Regions from separate parts of the Homo sapiens genome. Here region 2 is linked to region 1. The links are chromatin loops, found by intact Hi-C in ENCODE. Cell type or tissue: sigmoid colon. All regions are shown on one strand.

Region 1 (2,500 bases):
CGAATCTGCCAGCAATTTCCAGTCTCCAGAGCTGTGAGAAATGAATGGCTTTTTGTTTAAGCCACTTCATCTATGGTATTTTTGTATTGTCCATTAGCAGCACAAATGGACTAGGATGAAGGAGATAGGGGAAAAAAAGAAAGAAGGAAAAAAAGCTATCTGGTAAAGTTAGTGGAGGAAAAACCCACAGTGGAAGTCAAGTCTTCACCTACCACCCAGGCCAAAGGTGCTACAGGGGTCCGCATTGGCCCACCTCTGTTGGCTGAGCCCCTCAAGGTCAGAATCCAGGACCCTCACCACTGCTCAGTGTATCTATGGGTTGCCCTGACAAAGGTCCATGCAAATAAGAGTTGTCCTTGGGTCTTGCAAAAACTGTGACATTGTCCCTAGATTCTTTATGTTTAGAAAGGCTGGTCCCCACTGCTCCCAGCAATGCTTATCTCTGAGAAAACTGAAAATTATAGACCCAATGAGCATCAGACCTTGAAAAGATACTAGCATCATAAGTTACAAATGAAATGGAGGTGCTGGAGAGTCAAATAACCCATCCAAGATCACTCAGCCAGGAAGCAACAGGTTCATGCTTCCAAACCAAGTTTCCTGACTCCTGGCCAAGGAAGTCTTTATCCTCTGTCAAGCAGCTTTGTGAAATAAAGACTCAGAAAGTCACCAGATTTGGCCCCCAAGGGAAGGGCTCAGTCAGCTAAGGCTTATAGAGGAAGCTTCCTAAAGTGGTCTTGCTAGTAAAGCTTGAGTCTACGAAAGGTGGTAGGGTCCCCTTCAGTAAAGTCAAAGTTCTGTTAGCTGGAGAAGAACCACAGACACTGACCCAAAGATCTGACTTAACCCAATAAAACAGTCTTCCCTCCAGTTGAAAGATTTTTCCTAACTAAGGCCCACCAAACCAGGTATTCCTCCATGAGATCCAGAGCAGACCTTTCTTTGAAGTGAGAGTAATGCCTCAGGGAAATAAAAATCCATCTGCTCAGAAGGGATCATTTGGAACTGGGGCCCTCTTGTAGAATCTGCTGGCCTTTTAGCTGAAGCAGTTAACACGTGCTCTGCTGTCTCTTAGAGGGCTCAGAGATGAAACACAGCCAGCCGCCACACTTCCCAGCACAGCCAAAAACAGTCTGCAGGGGCCCATCTGGAGCAAATCAGTCTCACTGGAGTGAAAAATAGCAGATGTCGGAGTGCGCCAGCAGCCCCGGGAAACCCCAGCCCTGCTGCCCTCCGCTCTGCCCTCACAAATCATCCTTGCACAGATCGCTCACTCGCACAAGGCAGCCTCTTGGCTCCCGGCTTCCCTGCTGCCCTGGAGGCCCATCTGTGGCTGAAAAACAGGTTTGCAAGCTGGAAAGGAACCCTGGCATCTCCTTAGGGGACATGATCCAAGAGATTTCTGGACTCTGAAGTCAAAAAATCATAGACTCATAGGACATTTGAGCTCAAATGGACCCTCAGGGTCACTGGGTCCAACCCCACCACTTTACAGATGAGGAGGCTGAGGTCCTGACTCAGCAAGTCAGCCCTGAGAAGTAGACAATGACTGTTGCTAAAGCCAGCCTTGGAAAAACCAAGCATTCAGGAGATTTTCATTGAGCACCTACTGTGTGCTGGGTTCTGTGGTACCCTAAAGGCATTCACGGAATAGTGATGGAAACATACACAGATCATTTCCATCTCTGGCCAGTTTTGAGAAAGGAGGCTATGGAAAGAAAGGGAGGGGCACTTAGCACAGCCTGGAATTCAGTTTCCTAAACAAGCCCCGTGCACCAGTATGAAAGCACCAGGTAACCAACAGGACAAGCAGGTGCAATTAAGCACTTCTCCCTACAGAGCAGCCAAGTCTTCCAGCCAAAGTGTCTGTCCAGGTTCTGGTACTTCACATCCTCCTCCCAGGATCTTTTCTGTGGGCTTCCTGGCCCACAGGACCGGTACTTTCTTTCTTTCTTTTTTTTTTTTTTTTTTTTTTTTTTGAGACAGAGTCTCACTGTCACCCAGGCTGGAGTGCAATGGCGCGATGTCCGCTCACTGCAACCTCCGCCTCCAGGGTTCAAGCAATTCTCCTGCCTCAGCCTCCCGAGTAGCTGGGACTACAGGCATCCGCCATCACACCCAGCTAATTTTTGTATTTTTAGTAGAGATGGAGTTTCACCATGTTTGTCAGGCTGGTCTTGAACTCCTGACCTCAGGTGATCTGCCCGCCTTGGCCTCCCAAAATACTGGGATTACAGGCGTGAGCCACCACATAGGCCTAGGACCAGTACTTTCTTAAGGCAATTAAGTCTCCAGAAACCAGGTTGGGCTCCCCAGACTGCTTCATTTTCTTAGAGTTACCTGCTTCAGCTGTCTCCTCCTGGGGCATGTCTCTTTCTGCCTTTTCACGTCTGTGCACATTACACTGCTGAACATGGAGTTGTTCCCCATCAGGAAAGCCCAGCTCTCCTTTCCTGCTATTGCACTCGGCTTTGGGACTCTGCATTCTCTGTATCGAGCT
Region 2 (2,500 bases), 100 kb before region 1:
CCACCCAAAGAAGGGAACGAATTCTTTGTCACCACATGGTTGTTTTTCCCTTCCAAGTGGAATGTGTTAACTCTTTCAAATAGTAGTACCAGCTTCAGTCTCCAAAAATGCATGTCTACATTTAAGAAATTCTTGAGAAAGATATTGAGGCATTTGTTTCATTGACTCTGATTCTCTGCCCAATAGCAGTGCTTTGTTCTATCTGGTCATTGTGTCTCTGGGCCAGCAAGAACCATGGATGAGGCCAGGCATGATGGCTCATGCCTGTAATCCCAGCACTTTGGGAGGCTGAGGCAGGAGGATCACTTGAACCCAGGAGTGTGAGACCAGCCTGGGCAACACGGTGAGACCCCGTCTCTACAAAAAATACAAAAATTAGCTGGGTGTGGTGGCACACAGCTGTAGTCTCAGCTACTCAGGAGGCTGAGGTGGGAGGATCGCTTGAGCCAGCAAGGTTGACACTGCAGTGAGCCAAGATCACTCCACTGCACTCCAGCCTGGGTGACAGAGTGAGGCCCTGTCTCATAAAAAATAATAATAATAAAGCACCATAAATGATACCCTATGATGGGACTTCACTTAAAGTGTTCTCGTAACAGACTCAGAACTTCACTGCCTCCACACTTTGCGCACTCTTACCCTTTTACCATTTCTTTCCAGGTCTCTCTCTTCCTTCCAAATTGTCACCTCTTTCAAAGACAAGAACTGATCTTCACCTTCTATTGGGTGCTCTCAAAGCCTAGCAAAGACCTTGATCCATGGTAGAGCTTTGCTCAACAAGCAGACCCATGATGACTCAGGCCCCAAATACATGCTCAGCATCTTCTGTTCCCTCAATTCCCAGACCTCAGATTAGCACCATCTGCTCCCATCTCCTCAAATTCCTCTCCATCTCTTGAAGCCATCATAGGCTCCCACACATCCACATCCTCTTACATGTTTTTCTTTCCATCTAGAGTCCTCTCCAGGATTGCACCAGACCCCATAAAAGGAGGCGATTTAGAGCAGGGGCTGTCAAAACTCTAGCCTGTGACAACGGCCCACTGCCTGCTTTTGTAAATAACATTTTACTGGAATACATCGATGTCCATTTGTTTATGCATTGCAATGGCGGCTTCAGCACTATTATGACAGGGTTGAGGAGTTACTGCAAAGATTTGATAGCCTGCCAAGCATAAAACATTCTCTTCCTGGCCCTTTGCAAAAAAAGTTACTAACCTCTGTTTTAAAGGCAAAAGCACAGCCTGAAGAGTGAGACAGACTTGAATTCGCGTTGTTTTTTGGCTTTTGTTTTGTTTTTATTTTTATTTTTTATTGATACATAATATTTGGACATATTTATGGGGCATGTGTAGTATTTTTTCACATGCATAGAATGTGTGATGATCAAGTCAGGGTATTTATGATATCTATAACCTCAAGTATTTATCATTTCTATGTGCTGGGAATATTTCCAGTCCTCTCTTCTAGCTATTTTGAAATATATGGTGCATTGTGGTTAACGATAACCACCCTACTCTGCTATTGAACATTAAAACTTATTCCTGGCCAGGTGCAGTGGCTCACGCCACTGTGCTGTAATCTCAGCACTTTGGGAGGCCGAGGCGGGCGGATCATAAGGTCAGGAGTTTGAGACCACCCTGGCCAATATGGTGAAACCCCGTCTCTACTAAAAAATACAAAAATTAGCCAGGCGTGATGGCGGGTGCCTGTAGTCCCAGCTACTCGGGAGGCTGAGGCAGGAGAATCGCTTGAACCTGGGAGGCAGAGGTTACAGTGAGCTGACATAGCACCACTGCACTCCAGCCTGGGCAACAGAGCAAGACTCTCAAAAAAAAAAAAAAAAACACATTCCTTCTACCTAACTGTATTTTTGTCCCCATTAATGAGGCTCTCATCCACTACCTCCCACCCTTCCCAGCCTCTGGTAACTGTCATTCTACTCTCTATTGTCCTGAGATCAAATTTTTTAGCTCCCACATATGAATGAGAACACGCAGTATTTGTCTTTCTGTGCCTGGCTTATTTCACTTAACATAATGACCTCCAGTTCCATCCATGCTGAATTCTGGCTGTACAATGATCATTAAGTAGCCATGGGAAAGTTTCTTTACTCCTCTGAATTGCTGAGGGGGTTTTCCTCTCCAAAAAGGAGATACTAAAACCTATTTTAGACAAGGTGATTGTAAAGGCAGAATCAAATATACAAAAAATATCCTAGAGGCCAGGTGTGCTGGTTGATGCTCGCAATACCAGTGCTTTGGGAGATCAAGGCAGGAAAAGCATTTGAGCCCAGGAGTTTGAGAGCAATCTGGACAGCATAGCCAAGCCCTTTCTCTTAAAATTTTTTTTTAATTTACCCAGGTGTGATGGTGTCTACCTATAGCCCCAGCTATTTAAAAGGCTGAGGGGGGTGAATCGCTTGAGCTCAGGATTTTGAGGCTGCAGTGAGCTAGGATCGTGCCACTATACTTCAGCCTGGACAACAGAGTTAGACCCT

What was found. Hi-C counts contacts between places; a loop is a spot of excess contacts. Peaks named below come from ENCODE experiments on the same cell type or tissue, not always from the same donor. Only the 100,000 strongest peaks of a DNase experiment are listed, where the experiment ranks them.
Region 2: it touches region 1 in a loop (8-fold over the local background); 1 of 110 quality-filtered maps calls a loop at or near these places.

The regions. Positions count from the first base shown.
Region 1 is chr7:67,461,672-67,464,171 of GRCh38, reverse strand. No RefSeq gene overlaps it. Among named protein-coding and RNA genes, the nearest start is that of LINC01372, 130 kb to the right of the region's middle. In sigmoid colon, no CTCF peak of the experiment used is centred here; a DNase peak (open chromatin) is centred at 1,181.
Region 2 is chr7:67,563,722-67,566,221 of GRCh38, reverse strand. No RefSeq gene overlaps it. Among named protein-coding and RNA genes, the nearest start is that of LINC01372, 230 kb to the right of the region's middle. In sigmoid colon, no CTCF peak of the experiment used is centred here; a DNase peak (open chromatin) is centred at 1,041.